Linked DNA regions of Homo sapiens: region 2 is linked to region 1. A link is a contact called in ENCODE Hi-C or POLR2A ChIA-PET data. All regions are on one chromosome and are shown on one strand. The core of a region is the stretch at or near the end of the contact, and the rest is flanking DNA. Distances in the headings are between cores, read along the strand shown.

Evidence for each region. A loop is a pair of places that touch in the nucleus more often than their neighbours do. ChIA-PET counts read pairs that join two places held with the same protein, here RNA polymerase II (POLR2A). Pooled maps may share reads with other maps.
Region 2: a map of PC-9 shows a loop between it and region 1 (12-fold over the local background). The contact joins two enhancer-like sites. A Hi-C loop is called at or near these places in 6 of 168 maps with a recorded cell type or tissue (K562, PC-9, Right ventricle myocardium inferior and 3 more) and 4 of 50 pooled maps. POLR2A ChIA-PET finds 5 or more read pairs at or near these places in 7 of 52 experiments (HCT116, HEK293, HepG2 and 4 more).

The regions. Positions count from the first base shown.
Region 1 is chr6:151,038,985-151,044,235 of GRCh38, reverse strand. The region is part of intron 26 of MTHFD1L (methylenetetrahydrofolate dehydrogenase (NADP+ dependent) 1 like); the gene reads right to left. Among named protein-coding and RNA genes, the nearest start is that of MIR12131, 61 kb to the left of the region's middle. Within about 2 kb of position 3,020, at least 26 of the 41 ENCODE cell types and tissues checked have a DNase peak (open chromatin) inside an H3K27ac peak, as active enhancers do; they include HCT116 and PC-9, where a contact is called at or near this core.
Region 2 is chr6:151,078,942-151,084,192 of GRCh38, reverse strand. All of the region lies in intron 26 of MTHFD1L (methylenetetrahydrofolate dehydrogenase (NADP+ dependent) 1 like), which reads right to left. Among named protein-coding and RNA genes, the nearest start is that of MIR12131, 21 kb to the left of the region's middle. Within about 2 kb of position 1,997, at least 3 of the 41 ENCODE cell types and tissues checked have a DNase peak (open chromatin) inside an H3K27ac peak, as active enhancers do; they include HCT116 and PC-9, where a contact is called at or near this core.

The DNA.
Region 1 (5,251 bases), core at 1,771-4,270:
TGAAGGAGTTACAGGAAGACAGAGGGAAGGAAACGGCACAGAGATAACCACATGGGGGGCAGGCCCTAAGCTGCTGGGACCTCCACAGTGTATCCCTTTCCTCCGATTGGGAGAAGGAAGCACCAGTCGTCTTTCTCCACAGTGCCAGGAGCCACCCTGCCCCCAGAGGTGCCCTACATGGCACTGACTACCATCTAAATGCTTCTGGATAGTTTCATTCCTTGTAGATGATATTCCAAATATTATCAGTTGTATTTCTCCACAATTACAATTCCAGTTTTGGGGTTTCTTTTTCCTCATTAAATTTGAAAACCCAATTCCAGTTTTAAAGCTTGACCCTTTTCTTAAAAGTTTAACTTCTCTTTTTATTCAGGCTTCCCACTCAACCCTCAAACTGACTCTGAGGGTGGCCTGGCTATCTAATTTACAAAACCGGCCAGGCTGTCTAACCCCTAGATTCCAGCCCAGAGTGTTGCCACAAATTGCTGTCAAGACACGCCTCTATGTCCCATGTTTGCCAGTGACAAAAGGGTGCGTATTCTAAGTTCTTCAAGTCTCTCTCACTGCCTCAATGCGAAGTCAATGGAAAACAGTCAAATACATCAAAAATTAACTTCCAATGGATTCTACTATGAATTCCAACTTGGTCGGACACCTCTCCAGGCCAACTGTTATGAAAATGCATTGTTGTTTTAAAAAACACTGTGAGAGATGGCCGGGCGCAGTGGCTTACTTGAGGTCAGGAGTTTGAGACCAGCCTGGCCAACATGGTGAGACCCCAGTCTCTTTGAAAAATACAAAAAATGAGCCAGATGTGGTGGCATATACCTGTAGTCCCAGCTACTTGGGAGGCTGAGGCAGGAGTATCACTTGAACCTGGAAGGCGGAGGTTGCAGTGAGCCGAGATCATGCTACTGCACTCCAGCCTGGGCGACAGAGCAATACTCTGTCTCAAAAAAAAAAAAAAAAAAAAAAAAGAGAAAACACTGTGAGAAGAAAGAAGTCAATTATCCCCTCTCCAACTCCCAACACAGTAAGCAAGAAGGGCCCAGGAACAAATGAACAGGGAAAAACAATCTTGCATTTGCTTAGTGGAATGTGGGGTTTGCACACATTAGTCAGAGCTAGACAAATCATACTGAATACACTTCTTATGGAAACGTTCTAGCTCTTATGGCCTTTCTTTGCTGTCCCAACTTTTGAGGTGCGAAAACACAGCAACACAGCCAGGACCGGCCAGGTGATGGCATGGAGCCCGCTCCCACAGGCTGCGTGTGTGTTCTCACTCTCTTGCAACTGGCCTGAGTTAAGCATTCTCCCCAAGCACTTGCAGTTTATCATCGCCCTATTTACTGTATTTTCATGTTATAAAAGTGATATACGCCCAATGTAGTAATTTGATCTATATGGAAAAAGAGAAGAAAAAAAGCTACTCATAATAACACTGTCTAATTTAAGGTTTTGGTGTTGTCTTTCTAGTCTTTTTCTACATGGAATGTAATTTACTTCTCAATAATATTGTTTCATATACTTTGCTTACATATTAGTATTTTTGTCATGAAATTTATGCCAACTGATTAAACAGCCCTTGTAAATTATAGAAACTTAAAGACAATATCAAAACCATGTGACCACAAGACAAAGACCACCTACTACTAAATTATTTTTGGCATGAGATTATTTTTTGAGAAGTTTTATAAACTATTAGGTTTATTGAACTCTATAAACCATAATCCTTGAAAGAATTTTGGAAGCATACCATAACAGGGTAATTTGTAGTAGAATATAGGGTTGGAAAACCTTAAAAAACAACTTGCTTGTTTCTTCCCATATCAAAGATTTGTATTAGAAAAACTATCTCTTACAAAAAGATGTACTAAGTGGTATTATGTCGTTCAAGAATCTTGCATTATTTCCTAGCTTTCAATAATATGTATCATGTCATAAAAAAGAGGGAAGAATACATAAAATACATATGAAGCTTACTAGGAATGAAGAAAGTTATTTTAAGAAGGAAAAATTGGCTACCATCAAGGAATATGGAAAACACTAGCAATGCATGTAAGAATGACCTCAAAGGTCTTAGATGACCACGAGCTGGGAATGCTTGTGCTGGGGGCTTCAGTTACAACAGCATGGGGCAGTGAAATAGACTAGTGAAGCTGTTACACCAGTTAATAGTATTTATTATTATTTGTGGTCACCAATGCCAATTAAAGCAATAATTAAATAGAACATGACGAAATAATTCAATGGTAGGAAAAAAAAACCCTGGCCTATAAGTGAACATGGAAAGTAAAAGTAAATATTTAGAAGCGAAATCTGGAGCGGAAAAAAGCTCCAGCATCTCACCATGGGGTCTTCCAAAGCCAGCAATGCTGGAGATGTTTATTGTTTAAGGATGGACTTGCTTGGGTTGGGATTCTCCAACTAGAGCCAGAGGGGAGCTTCTCTGCCTCCCTTGAGGACACAACAAGAGGGGCTTTCTGCCTTTGTTATAAAGCCCGCCGCATTCTGTGCCTGTATGGTTTTATTTACTGGAGTCTATCATAAGGCCTGTGAGGGAAGGACTGAATCTTTCTCATAGCTGTGGGGCTGATGGCCCTGCGTGCTGTAGGCATTTAATAATTCACTGAGTAAATGAATGAACCCTGCAGGAGAATGGGAGGCTTTCTGATCCTGAGGTCTCAGTTTGGACTATCTTTCTGGAGTGGATAGATGAATATGTATTTCAGCAGCACCCTAATAAGTGCACATTGGGTGACTAAGCAGAAGAGTGATTCATTTTGCTAGAATTTTCCCACCTGCAGGAGCCAGTCCCCCTGGTGTCCCCATTCCCCGTCCCCTCAGTCATCTCAGCAGGAAATTACTATCCTGTCTCCCACACGGGTGATGAATGTTCAAGGCATTTCAGCAGACTGTGGCAAGGCCCAGAATGGGGTCAAGTAAAAATAAATACCAGTCCTTATTAGGAGATCCTGGCCCCTCTGGTGCGTGTGTCCCACTACACATGCAGCTTCCTGCTCTGTCATAGAAAGCAGCCCTCTAGGGCCACCGCCTCCAGTGAGAGTTTCCTGACCTCCAGGAACTTCTGTAGTCAGGCACCACTCCCTTCCTCATGCCCCACACCCGACTGTTCCAGGAGATTTCATCACTGTGCACTGACGCTCACTGCGACCCCGTGTGTGGCCACAGGAGGAACTCGGCTGAGGGCTGAGAAGACCAGATAATGACACAGAGGGCTCACTTCAGGAAACCAGGGAGCTGCAGCAGCTATCCAGGGCCATTCCACACATTCATTTTCTAACAAGTCGTAAGTGAAAGAGTGACGTCAGGAGCGGACAGCCTGGTGTCCAGGCATGAGCCATGGCAACAGATTCTGATTTTCCAGAACGGCTTTGGTCTTTACCTAGTGTTGGATATGGTGGCGTTAGCTGGAGTGAGAGGAGATTCACATTGTATATTTGTTTAGTGACTCCAAAGATTTTAAATTATATTGTGTTTTTTATTATTTTATTTCATTTTTTTAGAGACAGAGATCTCACTCTATCTCCCAGGCTGGAGTGCAATGATATGATCATAGCTCACTGTAGCCTCAAACTCCTGGGCTCAAGTAATCCTCCCATTTCAGCCTCCTGAGTAGCTGGGACTCCAGGTGCGTGCCATGACTCCTGGCTAATTTTTGTTTAAGTAGAGACAAAGTCTGGCTATGTTGCCCAGGCGTCTCAAACTCCTGGCCTGAAGCAATCCTTCTACCTTGGCTTCCAAAAGTGCTCGGATTGTAAGTGTGAGCCACTGTGCGGGCCCTGGTTTTTATTTAATGGCTATTAAATGCTCAGTAGTGAATTAAGGTTTCAGTTAAATGCACAATTTTTACACCAAACTATTCTCTTTACTAATTCACTTCTATCTGCGTCTACCACCTGTAAACTACCTGAAGCAGAGAAAGCTTCTTAAAGTTGGGGCTCCCTGTAGCCCCGAGCTGAGTGCCTTATGCAGCATTGGCCGAGTGAATGAATTTGTTGGGTGAACTACTGCGGGGTTTAGAGTCCTCAGAGGGTAGGACAGGACAGATCGTGACTGAGGCTAACCTTCTCAGCTACTCTACCATTTCATGCTCTGTTTGGGCACCTCCGTCACCCCTCACCTCCCCTGATGGTCCAGTCTCTCTGGGCCTGCACTGTCCAGCCGCCCTCTTATCCCTAAGCCAAGGCTTTCACCAGCTAAAGCTCAGGAGTAAAGTGGCCATCACTGAGGCCATTCTATGTATGCATGTATGCATGTATGCATGTATGTATGTATGTATGTATGTATGTATTTAGAGATGAAGTCTTGCTCTGTCACCCAGGCTGAAGTGCAATGGCGCAATCTTGGCTTACTGCAACTTCTGCCTCCCGGGTTCAAGCGATTCTCCTGCCTCAGCCTCCTGAGCAGCTGGGATTATAGGTGCCCACCACCCCGCCCGGCAAATTTTTGTATTTTTAGTAGTGATGGGGTTTCACCATTTTGGCCAGGCAGGTCTCGAACTCCTGACCTTGTGATCCGCCCGCCTCGGCCTCCCAAAGTGCTGGGATTACAGGCGTGAGCCACCGCACCCGGCTGACTGAGGCCATTCTAACGAATATAAAGCAAGCTCTTCAGCACCCATTTTTGTTAACTGAGGTATAATTAAATTATACACAGGCCTGGCACAGTGGCATGAGCCTGTAGTCACAGCTACTTGGGAAGCTGAGGTGGGAGGATTGCTTGAGCCCAGGAGTTTGAGTCCAGCCTGGGCAACACACGTGAATAGGTCTATGAGTCTGGAAGAATGTATATAGCCATGGAATCACTACCACGTCAAAACATAGGGTATTTGCATTATCCCAAAAAGTTCCCTCCTGCCCCTCTGCAGTCAAACGCTTCCCCTCCCCCAACTCCTGGCAACCACTGATCTGAACTGTAGACCTGAAAATGTCATTCAGAACCCATTTCATCCAGGCCCTTCTCCCTGTGCCAACACTGCTACGAGCGGTGTCTGTGGGATTTTTCTGGACGTTCTCTGCCATGCCGCTGCTCCTTCCTTCCCGCCTCCTGGAAGGCACCCCTGCTAGGAGTCGGCTGCATTAACGTGGGTGTTTCAGGGGTGTCTTCCTTCACTGTCTTCTCACTGATTTCCAGCTATCCCTGTGTCTCTTGTTTAACGACTGCCTTCACCCATATCCTTAAACCCACCAGGGTGACCTTCCTGCCTCTTTCTTTGAAGCACTGT
Region 2 (5,251 bases), core at 748-3,247, 41 kb before region 1:
TTTTATTTATCTATTTTCAAAGTAATAAATTGGTGCCCTGGCAACTCCAACAGTGACACTTCTGAGGGAGGCATTTAACATGTAGAAAATGTAGCTATAGATGTAGCCAGGCTCAAGGAAGGTTTCTGAGGAAGTGAATTTCTTGTATTTCGGGACCTCATTTATAACTTGTGTTTGTTAAGTTCTGACCATACTCCAGGCGCCATGCTAAGCACGTTGTATGCACCATATCTCATTTAATCCCAAGAACCCTGTGAGGTCAGGGTTATTGTTATTTACATTATCCCCATTTTGCTGATTAGAAAAATGAGAGATTTCCAAAATGATACAAATACAGTAACTACTCGAGCTTTTTTCTTAAAAATAACAGGCTTGCTACTCTTTCATGGCCAGCTAGAATACACAGATTTTTTGTACCTATCTGAAAAGTGTAAATGGTCACCATTATGCAATGAAGTAACCAATTTAGTCAAAGTAACATATTTAGTCAAAAATTAAAAAAAAATCAATCATAGTTATGTCAGAAATGTGCTTTGGTAACTCTCTAGTGGGTTGGCAAAATCCAATACAGACAATTGTGAAACAATGCCACTATTGATCAAGTAGCTGGTTTCTCTGTCACTTATATGCTTCATTTTTATTCATTACCAGAAAGATAAAAGAAAGGCCATGACTACAAGGGTATAAACTTATTTGTGGCCGGGCGCTGTGGCTCACGCCTGTAATCCCAGCACTTTGAGAGGCCGAGGTGGGCAGATCACGAGGTCAAGAAATCGAGACCATCCTGGCCAACATGGTGAAACTCCATCTCTACTAAAAATACACAAATTAGCTGGGCATGGTGGCAGGTGCCTGTAATCTCAGCTACTCGGGAGGTTGAGGCAGGAGAATCGCTTGAACCTGGGAGGCAGAGGTTGCAGTGAGCCGAGATGGCACCACTGCACTCCAGCCTGGGTGACAAGAGTGAGACTTCGTCTCAAAAAGAAAAAAAAAAAAATTGCATTTCATTCTTCGTATTTGGAGAACGATGGAGATTCTTCCCTGCCTTTCCTTATTTCACTGTAATGATCACACCTGAGCCTTTCAACAACACTATGAGACAAGTGAGTCGGGAGAGACTTGCCCATTCCCATCTACAGGTGCAGAAACAGCCTCCAGGCAGTCATGTGAGTTTCCCTGAGCCCATTAGGAAGGAGAACTGCAAGTGCAAAGGTTCTACTGGGGACCCAAAGTCTGAGGGGTAATGGGAACCAGATCAAGACTTTCAGGTGTGGGGCAAAGCATTATCGGGAGACAGGGGACTCTACCCTATACGAATTGCATCTTGCTGGGTGAGTTACTTCGCTCAGCCTTCACTTCTTTTGTTTTGTTTTTTTTGATTGTGATTGTCAAAGGTCAGCCCTCGTTCTTTATCTATAACTACAGCATGAGTATAACAATATATTATGGAGTCATTTCAAAATTCAAATGAGATGAAGGACCCTAGTTTAGAGTTTAATACACAGTACCCATTGTTGTTATTTTATTATAGAATTGATAATTGCCTGGATTAAAGGAGAGTTGTAAATTATTTAAGATAGAAATAGGAAAAGATAGCTTAAACCAAAAAAAAAATCTTCTATATCTAATTATGTATTTATTTTATGGGAAAAAAGGTTTCATTAGTATTATGAGATTGTTCCCTAATTTTTCTGGGTCTACAATTTTACAAGTCACGCTTTCTGTAGTTCTTATTTATGGCAATCAAATGTTAAGCTAAACCAATAGCCAAGACCTAAAGTATTTAAATGAACAGGGGTAGCTTGATTGAGGTCAGATAAGGCTGTAAGAGAGAAAGTTTCAGAAGCGTGACTATAAACTCAAAACAGGTGTGATTCTAAATGGCCCTTCAGTCCTTAGGAGATGAAAGACTACCAACTCTTGTGCAGCCCAAGAAGATGCTGGGAAGAGCTGAAGCACAAATTCCATTCCTCATGTGTCATATTCCCACCTAGAGTTTTTGCGACATACTCATTCATCAGCCGTTTGACCGACAGGTAGCACACCATGAAAATCTCCACTACGTGTGGAAAACAAATCAATTTAATAATATATTTTATTGTTTGGAAACTCAAAATTAAGTAATTAAATTCTGGTTTCTGAGAAGCTCATCCCTTGAAAATCAACTGTGATGTTGTGGGCTGGGTTTTATGTCAAGGTCCTACTGGCAAGGAAATCATCATTCGGTAGTCCCTTTAAGGAGAAGCTGGAGGAGATGGGAAGAGGAGGAAGCAGGAAGGAAGGGGTGGGGAGGATGGACAGTGCTTTCACTCAGCCGATCTGGTCTTTCTCTTCAAGCAGCTTGTTATCAAAGGCGCAGCTGCCTAGACCTTGCTTGCTGTGCCATGTCATTTAGCATTTCCCTTTTGCTTTCACCTCTCTCCCTCACAACTAGACCCTTGCCCCTCCGACCCTGGGAAAGCTCCTGCCCAGAGATAATAAGCTGTGTAGTAGAAAAACATAAGACAGGGAAATCATTATTATTTTTGAGACAGTCTCTGTCACCCAGGCTGGGGTGCAGTGGCAAGATCTCAGCTCACTGCAACCTCTGCCTCCCAGGTTCAAGTAATTCTCCTGCCTCAGCCTCCCAAGTAGCTGGGATTACTGGCGTGTGCCACCATGCCTGGCTATTTTTTTTTTTTTTTTTTTTTTTTTGCATTTTTAGTAGAGGCAGCGTTTCACCATGTTGGCCAGCCTGGTCTGGAACTCCTGACCTCAGGTGATCTGCGCACCGCAGCCTCCCAAAGTGCTGGAATTACAGGTGTGAGCCACTGCGCCCAGCCCAAGTCAGGAAAATTACATCCATCATTTAAACTTCCCCTTTATGGTTTTCTTGGGACAGTGGCAAAGGAAGAGTTTGGAGAAGGGGGAGTCACCTCATCAGTGCTCATCACTACCCTGAAACTCGGCTGGCCAAGACTGGCTGAAGTAGGAAAGAATTCAGGACTACCCTGTGACGTAATTAAACTATTTTAAATACCAGAGGCCTATATTGTTCTGTAATGTTTCTTAGGTGATCCACTCCAGATACCAGCTGAATGCTCAGGACTTCAGACTGGGTCTAGAAGTGGCTTACTGTATATAATGGACTGAACTGCATCCCCTCAAAACCCCTATATTGACATCCTAATCCCCCAATACGACTACATTTGGAGACAGGAAGTCGAGGCTGTAGGGAGCCATGATCGTGCCACTGCACTCCATCCTGGGTGACAGAGCAAGACCCCATCTCAAAACAAACACAAAAAACAACCCAAAAAGGTCATAAGCATGGGGCCCTAATCCAATAGGACTGAGTGTCCTTAAAAGAAGAGGAAGAGGTCACAGGGATGTTTGTGTACAGAGAAGACGACATACAGGGAAGACAGCTGTCTGCAAGCCAAGAAGAGAGGCCTCAGCAGAAACCAGCCCTGCCAGCACCCTGATCTTGGACTTCCCGCCTCCAGAACTGTGAGAAAATAAAATAAACTTCTGTTGTTGAAGCCACCCAGTCTATGGTCTTTTGTTACGGCAGCCCTAGCAGACTAATACACTTACTTATGTGGACATTTCCTTTCTTCTATGTATGTTTTCCTCCTGCTTTAGCACCTTCAATTCCTGGACCGAAAGACTCCTAACTATGCTACTTGCAAAGGCTTCTATACACAGAACACTCTTTTTCTAACTGCAAGGGCAGAGGCAGACAACAATGAAAGGACCAGGTGGGCACAGCTGTCCCTCCTCCTCTGCCCTCTCCTGGGTTTCTCCTCCATCCTCTCACTGGCTGCCCTGATACCCGCAACACTGCTGGGACTCCGCAGCTGCCCTTCTTCCTCTGGATTATGCCACAAGTATAAGTGGGAGAAAAAAACGTGGACCAAAAGTCCTCAAATCGTTCACAAATCACTTCTCTTTCGGTTTCTCATAAGCACATACACAGTATATTAAAAATACAGAGAAACACTATGAGACCAATAGGATTATTTTTTTCTTTTTTGGGCCAGAGTCTCACTCCGTCATCCAGGCTGGAGTGCAATGGCGCAATCTCGGCTCACTGAAATCTCCACCTCCCAGGTTCAAGCAATTCTCCTGCCTCAGCCTCCCGAGTGGCTGGGATTTATGGATGTGCACTACCACGCCCAGCTATTTTTTTTGTATTTTAAGTAGAGACGGGGTTTCACCACGTTGGCCAGGCTGGTCTTGAACTCCTGACCTTAGGTGAACCGCCTACCTCGGCTCTCCAAAGTCCTGGGATTACAGGTGTGAGCCACCACGCCTGGCCTAATTTCTTTTTTTTTAATTTAATTTTTACCAAAGTAAATCACGTGCTGGCTTAAGAGATCACACTGCTCTTTAGGGCTTACTATGCAACATGACTGTTCCCATGGCCAGGCGAAGTGGCTCACACCTGTAATCCCAGCACTTTGGGAGGCCGAGGTGGGCAGATCACATGAGGTCGGGAGTTTGAGACCAGCGTGACCAACATGGTGAAACTCCGTCTCTACTAAAAATACAAAATTAGCTGGGCGTGGTGGTGCATGCCTGTAATCCTAGCTACTTGAGAGGCTGAAGCAGGAGAATTGCTTGAATCCGGGGGGCGGAGGTTGCGGTGAGCCGAGATCACGCCATCGCACTCCAGCTGTGAGCCGAGATCATGCCATCGCACTCCAGCCTGGGCAACAAGAGTGAAACTCCATCTCAAAACAAAACAAACAAACAAACAAAAAACAAACAGAAAAACCTGTTCCCTGCCCCCCACTGCCCTGCCCCCAGTGGCATTCCCACTCCTGAAAGGCAGCCACTGTCAACACTCAGTGGTGTCTTTTTGCCTTTCGCTGCTGTCCTGGTCTTGCCGTTCAGATGTTACCCACTGGATTTCTAATATCAACAATGGGGACTTAGCTCCTTCATATCCTACTACCCCTACTCCCCACCCCCTCCAGCTCCCAAATATCGAGCTGTCATGACTTTTGGTTAGATCAGGATTTATCAGAGCTATGTAACCGTTCACAGCAAGGCCATCTGATTTATTGATTACACTCCTGTTCTTCTGCAGCTTGTTTCTGCTGGAGTCTTGTATCTTTGTTGCTCATCTTGCTAGGGCGCTGTCAATCACATACCACCACACTGGCTGAACTGTAAGTCAGCTTTCAGTACGTTCACGTATAGGCTCAGTCTTTCATGGAGCCATCCTCCTGGCACCCTTCATCCTGCAGGCCTACTGAACAAAACA